2 separate regions of the Mus musculus genome follow, and region 2 is linked to region 1. The links are chromatin loops, found by intact Hi-C in ENCODE. Cell type or tissue: left cerebral cortex. All regions are shown on one strand. Links, peaks and the distances in the headings refer to the core of each region. The heading gives the core; the rest is flanking DNA.

Region 1 (8,344 bases), core at 143-8,142:
CTTTTTTCTTCAACTCTGACAAAATGATCTCTTGAGAAGTAAATTTAGATCCAGCTAATTTAGGGACAGGTCTTTAGCACTTCACATTTGTCAACTTTGATTTCAATGGAAGACGGGGATAATCCTAGAGTTCATGTCTTCATGTAGCAGTAACTGCATACTCACCTGCCATGCCAGACTGGAGGGTAGGTTAAAGCACTCCAAGTGCCGTCAAGGCACACGTGGCTCTGCTGGTGTGGAATTCATAGACAAAACCCAGTTGGGCAGTACCTTGGCAGACAAACCATTTGTAGATTGTCGACTGAGGGAATCCGTAAGGAAAAGTCAATAACGGACACTTGAGGAGGTGACATTTAACTTGAAATAAAATGGAAAAATGAGTGGTTACATTAATTATAAAAATTAACATGCTAAGCAGGAGAAATAGTGAGTGCAAAAGCACTGGCTTATGCTGACAAGTTTACATTTTAGAAGTGAACCAAGACATTGAAGCATAGAGCTTTCAGTACAGACTAGTGGATTTGTGTTTGTCAGATATGCTTTGGCTACAATGGTAAAGAAAGGACTAGAGGGAGCCGGGCGTGGTGGCGCACGCCTATAATCCCAGCGCATGGGAGGCAGAGGCAGGCGGATTTCTGAATTTGAGGCCAGCCTGGTCTACAAAGTGAGTTCCAGGACAGCCAGGGCTACACAGAGAAACCCTGTCTCGGAGAAAAAAAAAGGACTAGAGGTAATTAGAGCAGAAACAGAGGGACTGGTTAGGACCCATTTGTTATAATCCAAGCAAGGTTTTAAATAGTGGCTTAGCCCTGCATGTTCCAGAAGAGGTATAAGGGGACCAGTTTGAATTATACTTTGAAGGTAGAGCTGTTCAGTAGATTGCATTTGGGGATGGAAGAGAAAGGAAAGAATCCACAGTGATTCCTGGCTGTTTAAATGGTAAGTGGTGGTTGACAGTGCTCTCTGCCAAGTTAGAAAGCCAGACGAGATACTGAATTCAGTTTTGCATGTTTCATTTGAGAAGCCAAATAGATATTCAAAGGTATTGTGTGGGTAGTGACTATAATAGCATGGATCTTAAAGAAACTGGAGTTGGAAATTACATAGCTTTGAGAAGTGAAATGAGTATGATTATTTACTCAGGTTCTGGCCGAAGAAAAACAGACTTGAGTTTTGGAAACAGGTTAAATAAATGTTTAGCAAAATGCCTGAAGCCTAGGAGTTTTTTTGTGTACGGTGGCCGTTATTACCACATGAACTTGGGAATCCAACAGGCTTTACCGCAAGGTTTCTTTGCTTCCATTTAACATGCCTCCAGTGCTTCAGATACCTTTGTGGACTGTTTATGCCTGTCTCAGGGTGATTGTGAAAATCAAAATGTATCTGTATATTCACCTAGTGAGTTGTAGCTGTTATTGTTTATATCATATCTTTCACTCAATGAAATAAGATAGCTTTTTAAGTAATAAAATATATACAGAGAGTTACACATGCCATTCTTTTGTTTTTAAATAGCCTTGGACTCTGGATAGCACCATCAGTGATGAGAACAGAGCTATCATTGAGAAAATGCTGTTGGAAGAAGAGTATCCTTCATCAATTATGAGAAGAGTAAAGGTTTTAGGGCTAAAAAAGGAATTGGTGCAAACATTACAGAAGAGGCCACTGTGATTATTAGATAAAGATTGTTTGGCCACAGATTTTGATTGTGTAGTTTCATGTCACTTATCTGTGCAAAAAGCATGGCTTACTGGTGAATCTGAGACTGACACAACAATTCTGAGTTTTTGTTGTTAGCCAACTCTGCATGCAAAGTGTGCGTAAATGCTTAGGAACGGTAGAATATTTAAGTCAGAATCTTAATTCTAAGTCTCCATTTTCACAACCATATAAGCTAAAACTGAGATACTTATCTACGCAAGGTCAAGAACATGTGGAACTGTGCAGCTTACAAATGTTATATGAGAAGAATTTTAATGAAAGACAAAATAGACTGATTTTTATCTCAGAGTTTGTAGGTCCTTATCTGTGGCTCAGCAACAAACTGCGTATTCTGCGCCAGTTTAACTTCGAGACTCAGTTTTCTTATATATAGTTTTCTTTTATATGTATCTTATATATGATAGGCTTAAACAGTAATTTCTGATTTTTTTTTGGCCTTTAAAAATTGATTACTAACAAATACTGGCTTATTTTTGTCTTTTCCATATTCATTTTACAGATTTCTGTCCACTATTGCTGCTGGTGTTGTTGTTGTTGCTGTTATTATTATTTATGTGTGTTTTTGTTTGCATGTATGTCTGAATCTCTTGTTCCTGGTACCTATGGATACCAGAAGAGGTGGTCAGATCTCAGTTGAGAGCTGCCATGTGGTTTCTGGAATCAAACTTAGGCCTTCTGGAATAGCAGTTAGTATCTTAACCACAGCTCTGTTCACTATCTAATCCAGAATTTCTGTTCCAACTGCTTCTGTTTGAAACATTTGAAATTTTTTTCTGTATTTTTAATTGCCATTGGTTAGCCCCTTTTACCAAATATTACAGTTATTGCTTAGATTATTTATTTAAATGAGAGGCACATGTAATCTCCAATTTTCTAGTACCCTCTTTTAAAATAAAATAAAGTGAAATAAATGAATTATTATAGCATATACTCTTTTATAGTATATCTTATTTAAAGTATTAGCTTATATGAAAACATTGTTTCTTTTTACGTGTGTGTGTGCAGGGGTATGTTTGTGTGCACGTGTGTATGCAAAGTCAGAGGTTGACTGTGGTTGTTTTCCTTATTCACTATCCACATTCTTTTCTGAGGTGAGACTTCTTATGAATGTGAAGATGACTGATTTGGCTAGGTTGGCTAGCCAGTCAAATGCTCTTGGGAGCCACTGCCTGCGCCCGTGCTAGGATTGTGTGCACACAAACTGTTGCACCTAGCTTTGGACATAGAGCCTAGGGATCCTAATTATATTCGCATGATTGTGTAGCAGGCACTGATTGAGCCATTTCCCCAGCCTCAAATGAAAACATCCGTGTTTCATACTAAGTCTTTGGAATCTACAGTACATTTTATTTTAGCACTAAATATCAGTTAATGCTAGTTGTGTTCCAAATGCTTGATCCACACATGTGACTAGTAGCCACCATATTGAACAGTGCAAGTCTAGGTTATTGAACAGGAGTCCCTTGTTCACTTCCAAATGTAGAAATAAGTAGAGTAAGAGTTACTCATAAGCATTTGAGAATAGAGAGGAATATATGTGTTTGTGTGTGTGTCTCTAGCACATAGCCTACTGTATGACATGCGGTTGGTAGTTGTTAAATGAAGAATGTTCAGACTTAGGGAAGAAGCTTTGTAGCAGGTTAGTTCCAGCGTCTCCGAAGGGAGTTTCTCGGTACATTTGACGTTACTTGTATTAATGTGTAGAAGGATCCTGAGTTCTTTTCTGTGACCTTTAAATATACAGAAACATTGGTTCCTAAATTCCCCTACACAACACATTCATCAGTTTACTACTTGTATTTTAGAAATGAAAAGGATTGATGCTATTCTTTCTTGGCCACTTGTGGGAGGGAAGAGAAAGGAAAGCAGCATTGCTATGGTGCTGACTGCAGGAACTGTGTGGTGTGTTTGCTGTGTTATTCCTACTGACGCTGTGGAAAGCACCAGCTTGCAGCCCTGGACAAGCTTGCAGCAGGATAGCTTTTGATTACATTTGATGTCTTTTACAAGTCTGTCTGCTTGATGTCACATAAGAATTATATGCCTTTAATATTGTTTAAGTTTCCTTAATAATATATAGGTATTATTTATCTAATAAATCACTTCCAGGAAAATTCTGGGTTAATCAAAAGGAGGATAATAAAAAATACACAAACAGGTAAAAATCAGTTTATAGTTCTATTAAAAGCTTTGAATTGCAGTTTTAGAGACTTACCAGTTTCCTGTTTTCTGTTTTTCATGTGCAGCCTGCAGAAGTCATCAAAAGCCATGTATGTATCTGTGTTTTTTAAAACCTTTTTATTTTAATGATGTGTGTTCCCTTGTATCTCTGTATGGCTATGTGTATGAGTGCAGGTGCCCATGGAGACCAGAGGTGTCCAGTCCATTGGAACTGGAGTTACAGGCAGTTGTTGTAGCGTGATATGTGTGCTGGCAATGGAGTACTGTAACTACTGAGCCTCCAATCCCTTTTAAAACCTTTTTAGTTCAATTGAAAATTACAAGAAAAATTTTAAAAATAGATATGGTCAGTGGAAAAGCCCTCTTGATTCAAGAGAGGATTTTTTTTTTTTTTAAAGATGGCTTTGGCACAGATGTTAAAATACATAATTTTATGCCATCTTTTATTTGCTAGGCTTTTAAGAAATGTCTTCTCAGCAGTTTATCACATAGTAAAGAAAGACAGTTTCCTAAAGATTTATATAGATGCTGCTGTGAATTATATTATGAATTGAATTGACTTATGTTCTGTTTGGTAATTTTAAATGTGTTGTGTGCAGTTTTATTTGGATCTGTGACTTGTAAATACTGCCTAGGAAAGAGGCCAGGCATGCTTCTAGTCCCAATAGTCGGAAGGCAGAATCAGGATTTCCCCAAGTTCAAGGCCATCTTGCTCTATACAGTCCCAGGCCAACTAGGGTTGCATAGCAACATTTGTCTAAAAACTTTCAAGAAAAATTAAACGTTTCCAAATACTGTTTTTAATTGGAAAAAAGATGGTCATAAGTGCAGACTTGAGCACTGAGCAACCTCTGCTTTTATATTTTGCTGAATAGCAAAGTGAAGTTAGTGAGAAGATGGGATGGCTTGTTGAAAGTAGAGAGCTTCCTTCGTATGCTTTAATTTCTTGTGATACAGAATTTAAAAGCAGTAAATGAGATGCCATAGTTTTATGATTTAAACTCTTAGATTTTGGGAATATATTACTGCCTGGTGTTTACTTTCAGTCTGAAGAGGTCTACTTGCTATCAGGCTGACTTCTTTTGATGTCTTTTAGTGTTGTGTTCATTCAGACCCAGGGATTGTATTGTTTGGGCTCCTGTCATTCTGATAGAGATAGAGAGCAGGGTAAACCTTACTGTTTGGCACCAGCTGCCTCAGCTGCCTCCTTCCCTCCTCCTGTAAGACTAGGAAGTCATGGTTTTAGCTCGTGACTGGTTTAACAGCAGCTCCCAGTCCCCTTTCACAGTGGTTGCCCAGAACCATCAGAAAACAGGTATTTACATTACGATTCATAACAGGAATAAAGTTACAGTTATGATGACATAACAATGAAATGATTTGATTGTTGAGGGTCACAACAACATGAGGAACTGTACTTAAAGGGTCATAGCATTGGGAAGAAACACTGGTTTATAACCTTTAGCTGCATAAATATGGAATGTTCCATTTCATTTTTTGTTTGTTTGTTTTGTTTTGTTTGCAATTCCTCTTTTCCTTCAGGGTAGATTCTCCTGCAAAACCAGCCAGTCATTCAGTAAAGTGGACAGTAGAAGAGAAAGAGCTGTTTGAACAAGGACTGGTAAACAGAGAAATTTTAACTTACTGTAAAATTATTCTAGAAGCAAATAAAAAAGAAACTGTGTATATTTGGATAGGAGCTGGATTCTTCCTTTTTTATCTGTTTGTCATTGTACATAATCCATACTTTTCATACAGATCTTTGAAGACCAGAAACATTTTCTTGTTATGCTTCAGTGAAATCTCTTTCAATACAGAAGTTTAGAAGTATAAAAAGTGTATGTGTGGTTCAGCTCTTGAAAATACTTCATAACATGGAAAACATTTAATAAAATAACCATTAACTTTTAAACTATCAAGAGTAGATTGTATATTTTTCTTTTAGGGTACATGTAACTCAGAATTAACCTAAGTTGATTTTGAGACTGTATATATATTATTTAGGTAGTATATAATATTTATGGAAGGTTTTTTAATAAAATTGAATTATTAACATAGAAATTATGAGAAGTAAAATATGTATTTTTTTATCCAGTAGCATGAGAGCTATGTGGTGTTTTAATACAAATATGTAAACTATCTGGAGATTTTTCAAACTTTTCAATATGTGATTGAATCTAAAAGTCATTTCACTATAAACCCAGTGTAGTAGGTTTGCTACAGGACATTTAATAGGTATTGTGGATACAAACTCTGAGTTTAAAAGTTGCAATTAGTGCAGAAGGTGTCCAGTTGATTCTGTAAAAAAAAATAATAATATATACACATATATATGTATATGCATACTAGATAGATAGATAGGTAGGTAGGTAGGTAGGTAGGTAGGTAGGTAGGTAGATAGGTAGGTATATATGACTTACCTCACTTTTGGACTGTTGTAAGTTTCTAGAACTCCAGAGTCAAAGAAATGTGGGCTTGGATTTTCAACACATAGTCTAATAGATCAGGTTTCATTTTGTGCTTTAGAAATATAGATAAATTTTCTGTTAGTTGTTTTCTTTAATGTGGCAGCTGCTTGAAATATTACTAAGTAAGGTACTATAAAGCAAATTTGTTTCTGTTTTGGTAACAGGCTAAATTTGGCCGAAGGTGGACCAAAATCGCAACACTACTTAAAAGTCGCACAGTTTTACAAGTGAAGAGTTATGCCAGACAGTACTTTAAAAATAAGGTAAGCAGAGTACAGATACCCTAATTAATGACGAAATTTAGGAAAGTCAGTGAGCATAATTACTTAGTGCAAACTATAAGTATAGTCTAGATTGTTTTGTTTTTGATATTGTTGTTGTTGAGACAGGCTCTTAATACACAGCTCAGTCTAACCTAGAGCAATATTATAATCCTGCTGAGTGCTGAGATTGTAGGCATGAATAATCTCCTCCAGCTAACTAGTCTTACTGCTGAGAGTTTCTATAGTTACAGTAGTAAATACTCATAGAATTCTGTGTGTGTACGTGAGCATGCATGCATGGCACACCAGGGATATGGAGGTGGGAGGACCTGTGCCGTGTGGATCCTGTGCCGTGTGGATCCTGGAGACTGAACTCACGCTGTCAAGCTTGGCTTACCCACTAAGCCCTCTGACTGGCCCACTCGCTTTTTATTTGTTTGTTTTGTTTGCTAATTTTTAAAATCACTTTGGGGCAGCTGTATCCAGGCTGCAGCCAAGTGCAGCGCACCTGTGCTGATGTACGTGCTGTAGTGCTTCAGCACCTCTTCCTTGTTCTGAGTGATGCTGCTGTAAAGTCTGTAAAGCAGTGTATTCATTCCTGAGAGGAAATGGCAAGCAGCCTTAACGCTTTCTCCAGAAAATATCTATTTTAGAAATATTTGCACTGTGAAAGAAACCTGTGGAAATTTTATAATTTAGGAGATAGAAATGCTTACTAATATAATTATGAAATCTGTTTACAAACAAAAGGGTTTTTATTATTGTTATAAAGAACTGTCTGAAAAATTTATTAACCCTGTTTAGAAAGATGTATTCATGGTCAAGTTCCTTAATTTTTCAAATAATTTGTTCTGTATTTAGTTGTGTACATTTTTTGAGTTAGGGTAGTTCATTTTTATCATATATATACACACACACACACACGTATATGAATGTTTTGCCTACATGAATCTGTGTTTACCACAGTGTATTCAGTGTCCTCAGAGGCCAGAAGGGGTTGGGCATTGAATCCTTAATTGGAGTTACAGGTGGCTGTGAGTCTCTGTGTGGGTTCTAGAAACTGATCCTGTCCTCTGGAAAAGCAGCCAGTATTCCTTAATTGCTGAGCCAGCTCTCCAGACCACTGTATTCATTTAAGCTCTAGAAGCATAATTAGATAAAAATTGGAAGTGCCTCAGGTGAGATCCTTTTTTCCAATGTAAATAATGTATTCTACTAGTTGTGCTTTATTCAGTATAGCAAAAAATTGGAATTTTCCTAGTTGTTCATCACCAGATGACTGAATAATGAAACTTTGATATATATATATCAAATATATATACATATATGTGTGTGTGTGTATATATACACACATATATACATATGTATATCAAATATATATGTATGTGTGTGTATTTGTGTGTATATATTATTAAGCAAGACCACATTCTCTCAGAAAGAGGGTGTTGTCTTTCATATAGGCAATCTAGGAAATTGGGTACAACATAACATGTAGAAAAGAGCACAAGAAAGGCTAACTATTAGGGGATGAAGACAGACAGAGTGCCGATGATGGACATGAAATAGGAAAGAGGATATAAAGCTAACTGCTTTTCTAGTCAAGCAAAACTAAAACACCAAAATTCTGTCAAGTAGTCTTCATTTTTGGTGGTGGATAAGTGCATAATGTATTCAGTCATGAAAGTGTAAAATCCAGTGTGACGCTCCACA
Region 2 (8,344 bases), core at 206-8,205, 300 kb after region 1:
TTTTCTATGAACTGTATCTTGGGTATTCCGAGCTTTTGGACTAATATCCACTTCTCAGTAAGTGCCTATCATGTGTGTTCTTTTGTGACTGGGTTACCTTACTCAGAATGATATTTTCTATTTCCATCCATTTGCCTAAGAATTTCATGAATGCACTGTTTTTAATAGCTGAGTAGTATTCCATTGTGTAAATGTACTACATTTTCTGTATCCATTCCTCTGTTGAAGGGCATCTGGGTTCTTTCCAGCTTCTGGCTATTATAAATAAGGCTGCTATAAATACAGTGGAGCATGTGTCCTTGTTATATTTTGGAGCATCTTTTGGGTATATGCCCAGAAGTGGTATAGCTGGTTCCTCAGGTAGTACTATGTCGAATTTTCTGAGGAACTGCCAGACTGATTTCCAGAGTGGTTGTACCAGCTTGCAATCCCACCAGCAATAGAGGAGTGTTCCTCTTTCTCTATATTCTTGCCAACATCTGCTGTCACCTGAGTGTTTGACCTTAGCCATTCTGACTGGTGTGAACTGGAATCTCATGGTCGTTTTGACTTGCATTTCCCTGATGACTAAGGATGTTACATTTCTCATGTAACATTTCTCTAGGTGCTTCTTGGCCATTCAAGATTCCTCAGTTGAGAATTCTGTTTAGCTCTGTACCCCAATTTTAATAGGGTTATTTTCACAGACCACATGAAGCTCAAGAAGAAGGAAGACCAAAATGTGGGTGCTTTGGTCCTATTTAGAAGGGGGAACAAAATACTCAAGGGGGCAAATACAGAGACAACGTGTAGAGCAGAGACTGAAGGAAAGGCCATCCAGAGACTGCCCCACCTGGGGAGCCATCCCATATACAGTCACCAAACACAGACACTATTGTGGATGCCAACAAGTGCTTTGCTGACAGGAGCCTGATATAGCTGTCTCCTGAGAGGCTCTGCCAGTGCCTGACAAATATAGAGGTGGATGCTTGCAGCCAACCATTGGACTGAGCACATGGTCCCCCAATGGACGAGTTAGAGAAAGGTCTGAAGGAGTTGAAGGAGTTTGCAACCCCATAGGAAGAACAACAATACCAACAAACCAGACCCCCCCCCCCACACACACACCCACAGAGCTCCCAGGAACTAAATCACCAACGGAAGAGTACATGGAGAGACCCATGGCTCCAGCCATATATGTAGCAGAGGATGGCCTTGTCAGACATCAATGGGAGGAGAGGCCCTTGGGAAGGTTCAATGCTCCATTGTAGGGGAATTCGAGGGCAGGGAGGCGGGAGTGGATGGGGATGGGGGTGGAGGGATAAGCACCCTCACAGAAGCAGGAGGAGGGAGGATGGCATAGGGGGTTTCTGGAGGGAAAACTGGGAAAGGGGATAACATTTGAGATGTAAATAAATAAAATATTCAATAAAAGAAAAAAAGATATGATTGTGGAAGTAACCAGACAAAATACCAAAGTTTCAACTTATAAGGTAACTGAATACATGATAACAATGCTAACAAGTTACATGTGAGAAATTTTGTATTACTATACTTTCTCTCTCTCCCTCCCTCCCTCCCCGCCACCCCCCCTGCCACCCCCACCCCCCATCTTTCTCACACACAAACACAGAATCAGTTCTTAGCACAAAAATCCTAAGTATTAAGCACTCATGTTACCCACACCACCAACCTTTTATACAGGGTTTTGCTTTTGTGACTCAAAATGCCCTGGAACTGACCTCAAGCAGTATATACAAATTGATAATTAATAATATATCTTAGTTTTTGTTATATATCCATCTCCCTTGGCAGCTCCATGGCTGGTCTAGAATTCATAATCTTTCTGCCTCAGTCTTCTGAGTACTGACATTATATACATGTACTGCCATGAACAACTCTTACTTCCCTTTTAAGGTGAGGAAAGTGGGCTAGTGGATGGCTCTATGGTTTTGTAAAAGCATTTGTCCTGCAAGCCTGAGTTAAATCCCTAAAACTCACAATAGAAGAAAACCAACTCCTGCAAGTTGTTCTCTGTTCCCATACCTCCATATACACACCCCATAGCATGGTCACATCTGCATTCACAAATGTATCTCTCTCTCTCTCTCTCTCTCTCTCTCTCTCTCTCTCTCTCTCTCTCACACACACACACACACACACACACAGTGATCAGGGTGTAAAATGAATAAATTAATGGGAAAACTTTTTTAAAATATGAAGAAAATGAGGTTGGGTTGGGTCCAACTAAAGAGCGTGTCCAACAACAGTTAAAAGTAGCACTGTGGGGACTCAAGTCAAGACTTGTTTAGTTGCAGGACAAAAATATTCTGCCTTAATTTTTAATTTTAACATACACCACTACCAAGACTCCTAAAGCAAACCTTATGAATTATCTGTATTGGAAAGGAAGACCAACAGAGTCAACTAACCTGGACTCTTGGGGGCTCTCAGAGACTGAACCACCAACTAAAGAGCATAATATGCTATACCCAGATGTGCAGCTCGGTCTTCAGGTAGGTTCTGAACAACTAGAATAGGGGCTATCCCTAAAACTGTTACCTGTTTGTGGAATAAGTTCTTCTAGCTGGGCTGCCTTGTCTGGTCTCAGTGGGTGAGAATGTGCCTAGCCCCACAGACTTGATGTGCCAGGGTGATGGGAGATACCCAGATGGGGCTTCTGCCCTCTCAGGGAAGAAGTGGGCATGGGAGGAGGGATTGTGGAAAGGGGTACAGGAAGGGGACAGTGATATGGATTAAAGTGAATAAATAACTTTTTAAAAATGAAAAAAAAGAAATATCTTATGTAAGTTACAGAGACTTACATGGCTACAAAAAAGACTATATTCTACAGACAAAGTAAGTATTTTTCATTATTCAAAGCTACATATAAATTACAGAATAAATTAAAAGTAATTATCTCATGATAGGACAGTGATTTGGAGTCCCTACAGACTTTATGTGCACATCTATTATATCTACCATCCTGCCATTATCAGATATTTATGTCTATGGTAGATTAATAGTCAAATACTATTTATCATGCTGTCTAATCCAAATCTGGGATAATAATGGATTCTACAAATGAAGGCATAATTGTTAGTAATGCTCAAACATTCATCTTGAGAAAGTGTGTGTATGGTACTGTACTTTGTTAACTGTGCATGTCAATCCTAGCCTATCCTAATAAACAGATTCTCAGAGAACTAGCCCCACCTTATGGATATTGGTAAAACTGCACATTTGGGCCTTTGTCCACAGGCGAAAGAGTTTGGAATTGTCATAGAGTGGGTATATTACTTTAACTAACAAAGGCTAGGACATTTCTATAGCTTGCACTGGTGAGAAACAATGTCTACATACTGCTTCCAGCCATAGGAAATGGCTCAATTTTTGTGAGAAATTAACAAAATTAAAAGTAATAACTTTTATTATTAAAAGTAATAAAACCAGTCTTATTATGGCTAAAAATTTAAGTTGTATAGATTTATTCTTTATAAAACACATGAATGTACATGAATACCTATGAAGTCACTATTTTGTTTGTTTGTTTGTTCTGAGGTAGGGTTAGACTATGTAGCTCTGGTTGTCCACAAACTCATTACTGTAGACCAGGCTGGCCTTGAACTTGAACTCACTTGCTTCTATTTCCCAAGTGCTGAGATCAAAGGAATATGCCATCATGCATGGCCTTGTAGAACTGTTTTGTTTTGGTTTTGGTTTTTTTGAGACAGGGTTTCTCTGTGTAGCCCTGGCTGTCCTGGAACTCACTCTGTAGAGCAGGCTGGCCTCGAACTCCTGCCTGCTTCTGCCTCCCAAGTGCTGGGATTAAAGGCGTGCGCCACCACGCCTGGCGGTATCACTGTCTTTTTATAACAATTAGAAAGAGTTTTACTGTTGAGATATTATATATATAGTATATATTGTATTCTATAGTACAGAATATTATACAACCACAACTATGGTAGCAGCTAATAGTTGTCACAGTGCTTAATGTGCACCAGGTACCACTCTTGAGCCTTTCATCTTCTAATGATAAATGAAATATATATACTTGTGTATATTTATTATAGTTTTGTGGTTTGAGTATGAGATATTCTGATAAGCTCATATGTTTAGACATTTGGTCCCCAGCTAGTAACACTGGGGATTTGTAGAGCCTTTGGGAGAGAAAGATATACCAGAAGAAAAGTGCACTAGAAGCAGACTTTAAGACTTTATAGCCTGGTCCTAGTTCATTGTGGCTCTTAACTTCCCATGTGAGGATGAAATGTGATTTCTCTGCTACCTGACTGCTTGGACTAGCCCCATGCCAAGCTCCTACTACCTTAATAGACTATATCCCCTCGCAAACTATAAACCAAAATCAATGCCTTCTTCCTCAAGTTGCTTTTCTTGGGATATTCTATTGTAGCAACAGAAAGGAAATTAATACAATAGGTGAAAATATTCAAGCTGAAAAGAACTATATAGTTTTATTTCATTTAAAAATGTTTGTAAACTTGGAATAAATCTAATCAAAGACTAAACATGAACAATGATTACCTCAGAAGACTCAGATGACTTTCAAAAGCAACTTTTTATTGTATATACTTTTGTATTGTTTGAATTACATCAAACATATACCAGATATATCAGGGTCTCGCTAATTGCTCAGGTTCCCCTCTGACTCCTGGCCTCAAGCTATCCTCCAGCCTAGCTTCTTCCAACCTAGCCTTCTAAGAAGCTGAGAGAGAGTACAGGGAAATGCCATCAGACTTAGTTTTAGGCCGGGCACTCTTTGTGATAGGGTTTCACTTTGTAGCCCAAGCCTGTCCTCTGATTTTGAAATCTTGATTACCCCTAACATCTGGTAGGATTACAGGCATTTGCCACCATATTAGAGTAAAAAAACAAAAATAATACTTAAGAACAAAAAAAAGGGTAACTGAGGCCAACTGAAAAGTCAATAAAAGTGTATGAGAATGGTTATTCGCAATAAAACACACACAAGCGTACTTCTGCAAAAAACCACTTTAAAAACAGGAAAACAGCCGGGCGAGGTGGCACACGCCTTTAATCCCAGCACTGAGGAGGCAGAGGCAGGTGGATTTCTGAGTTCGAGGCCAGCCTGATCTACAGAGTGAGTTCCAGGACAGCCAGGGCTATATAGAGAAACCCTGTCTCGAAAACAAACAAACAAAAAACAAAACAAAAAACAGAACACGAAAACAAAGCACACACAAGGTGACTAAACTCTTAAAAGATTCTAGGTCAGTTTTATAACTAGTGACTTCCTAAGTGAAGATGATAGCTTGAACACACACTTCTTTTTTGGAACTTTTTCACAGAGACCTGCCTGCCTCCTGAGTGCCAGGATTAAAGGTGTGCACTACTATGGCCAGCTGAACACCCACTTCTCAATACTGACTCTTGTCCAAGCCCTCTTGAAACTACAATACAAAGTTGCTTTCTGTTTGTTTAATTGTTTGCTTGTGTTGTAAAGTATAAACTCCCAAGAATTGGGAATAGGAAAACAGGCAGTAGAAATGAAAGTTCGGAAATCAGGAACAGATGACTGATCTCTAATCCATCAGAACTAAGAAAGCTTCAGCTAAGCTAGCAATGAGTAAAGCTCAAAAGACCCAGTAACTCTACACAGAAAGGTAGTTACTTGTCTTCAGCATCTATTCCACAAAAAGTTTGGACATGCATTATATGGTAACACTGTTATTAACAGAATTTATTTAATGTAAACGAGTAAAGATTAGAAAAAAAAAAGGTCTGGTTCAGGCTAAATGGACCAAGAAATGTTACTATGAGGGACTAAACCATGAGATATAAACTATCATGTATTAATTTATAATGAAAATATTTCCTAGCAGTGTTTTTTCCCCAAAGCATGTGGCATTCTTATGCAAGGCTCTGGTTTCCCTCCTTAGCATCAGGAGTTGGGGAGGAGAGAAAGACTATGAAATATAAACCTTAAGAGAAAAGGCTCTATTAATAACCTATTTTACCTATTTTATTACAGTCTTACTTACTGTTGTCTTACTCAAGGCAACAATGCTTTTCCCACAGTTCCTATGTTCATACAAAAGTAACACCTTTAAGGGCAGGAGAGATGGCTCAGTGGTTAAGAGCACTCACTGCTCTTCCAGAGGTCCCAAGTTCAATTCTCAGCAACCACATGGTGGCTTACAATCATCTGTATGAGATCCGATGCCCTCTTCTGGTGTGTCTGAAGACAGCTATAGTGTAATCATATACATAAAATAAATAATTCAAAAAAAATGCAACACTTTAAAAAGTAATCATTTGGTTCACACCTATGAGGCTGAGTTCCCAACATTACTGAAATTTTGAGTGCAGTGTGGGCTATGTAGCAAGCACTTGACTAAAAAGAAGTAGGGCTGGAGAGATGGCTCAGTGGTTAAGAGCACCGACTTTTCTTCCAGAGGTCCTAAGTTCAATTCCCAGCAATCACATGGTAGCTCACAACAATCTGTAATAAGATCTGATGCCTTCTTCTGGTGTGTCTGAAGACAGCTACAGTGTACTCATATAAATAAAATAAATAAACCTTAAAAAAATAAAAATAAAAAATAAAAATAGCAATTAAAAATGTTTTTATTTGGTGGTTCAAGCTGTTCTAATCTTGAAAATATTAGAAGGGTCACACTTCCCTAGCCCTAAATTTATATGGTATTCTGGATACAGGGCAAGTTTTCAAACCTCTTTGTTCGGATTTTGCTCACAGTTCTTAGTGCCAACTTGGCAAAAGCAGCTAGCATAACCTACACAATCGCCTGTATCCTGAGCTCTCCTGAAACTTCCTCTCCACAATGATCTAGTCAGTCCTTTAGCATTAGGCATCACACAGAATCTCAGAACAAAAAGCACAGACCAACAAGTTCATTGCCAGAATGTAATATGCATGATCTTGTTCTCATTTAAAATATCACGAGTCAAAAATATCCACCACGTTATTAGAAAGCATGAATCCAAGGTAGGGATCCTCTGGAAAGTAATGAAATCTTTGCACTCAAGCTTTCTGAAGAGCACACACTTAGATCCTAAAATAAGAGGACCCAAAGAAGAGATTAGAGCTCAATTTTCACCTTTGTTCATTGTACAATTCCTTCTTTCTTAAATTATGGATTGTTTAGGGTATCCAAAACGCATTTACTTCCCAGATACTGTGTTGATGAACTAGATTACTAAAGTCAGTTAAGAGGTAGTCCCTGCCCTTGAGGGCTTACAGTCTAAGAGGGAAGACAAATAAATTAAGTAGGCAACTGTAAAACATTCTCTGTTCCGGTAACATGGAGGACAGTTACTCATCTAAGCCTAGAAACTAGTTAGGGAAGAAGTTCAGAGTTTTGTCGAGTAAGAGGATGCCAAGTTAAATGTTAAAGGCTAAGAATTTAATCAGAAGACAAGAAGAACAACAAACATTCAGTTAAACAGAAGACAACAAAAACAAAAGGTTAGAGCATAAAATAGTTGAATGAATGGTAATAAGGAGAAATGTAAGGTAGCAGAAAGAAATTACTACAGAGCTGGGTAAGATGGTTCCTATCTGTAATCCCTTCTTTTGGAGGATGAGGTATGAGGATTGCTGTGAATTTGAAGCTAGTCTGGGCTATACAACAAGTTCTAGGCAAGCCTGAGCTATAGTGTAAGAACTGGTTTAAAGGGGAGGCAGAGCCCAGAGATGACTATGGGATGAAATGGAGGCTGACAGAGTCACAGTAGAGAACTAATATGACATATAAAACTTGTTATTTTGTGCATCATGGTGAACCATATTTAAGCAGGACAAGGACACCAAGACATATTTTACACAAATCATTTTTTTACAGCATTATACCAGAAAAAAACTTAGAAGGGGCAAGAATGGAGGTGGGATAACCAGTTAGGAGGCTACTGCAATAGTTCAGGCAGAAAGTAATGAGGTCCTGAACTAACAAGTAACCTTCTAACAAGTTACCATCTACACAACCCCCTGTGTTGTCGCAGAAATTAGGATGATCACAGAGCAGAGAAGTGGCAACAATAATCACTGATGTATTAATACACTTACCTGTGAGTATATACACACAGTTTATATATTTATATATGCTTATATGTCCTAATAGCACCGTTACTCAGAATTAGCTTATTCTATATTAATAAAAATATTTGAAACAAAAAAAGAAAACAGAAGCAAAACCCAAAGCATTCTGCATTCTATTCTATTCTATTCTATTCTATTCTATTCTATTCTATTCTATTCTATTCTATTCTATTCTATTCTATTCTATAGAATGTTGCTACCCACACTTATCCCCTAAGGCAGTCATCATAGAAAACAACCTCATAGATATGCTATTAATTTATGTGC

The links. Peaks named below come from ENCODE experiments on the same cell type or tissue, not always from the same donor. Only the 100,000 strongest peaks of a DNase experiment are listed, where the experiment ranks them.
Region 2: it touches region 1 in a loop (2.3-fold over the local background); 2 of 42 quality-filtered maps call a loop at or near these places.

Annotation. Positions count from the first base shown.
Region 1 is chr4:94,966,160-94,974,503 of GRCm38, reverse strand. Mysm1 (myb-like, SWIRM and MPN domains 1) reads left to right here. Exons shown (of 20, transcript NM_177239.3): 3 at 1,516-1,586; 4 at 3,803-3,880; 5 at 3,969-3,992; 6 at 5,446-5,524; 7 at 6,536-6,634. Among named protein-coding and RNA genes, the nearest start is that of Mysm1, 8.8 kb to the left of the region's middle. In left cerebral cortex, for the core only: no CTCF peak of the experiment used is centred there; DNase peaks (open chromatin) are centred at 944, 1,241 and 3,607.
Region 2 is chr4:94,664,762-94,673,105 of GRCm38, reverse strand. The region is part of intron 13 of Ift74 (intraflagellar transport 74); the gene reads right to left. Mir872 (microRNA 872) reads right to left here and starts at 7,949; the gene lies at 7,869-7,949. In left cerebral cortex, for the core only: a CTCF peak has its summit at 3,206; a DNase peak (open chromatin) is centred at 3,201.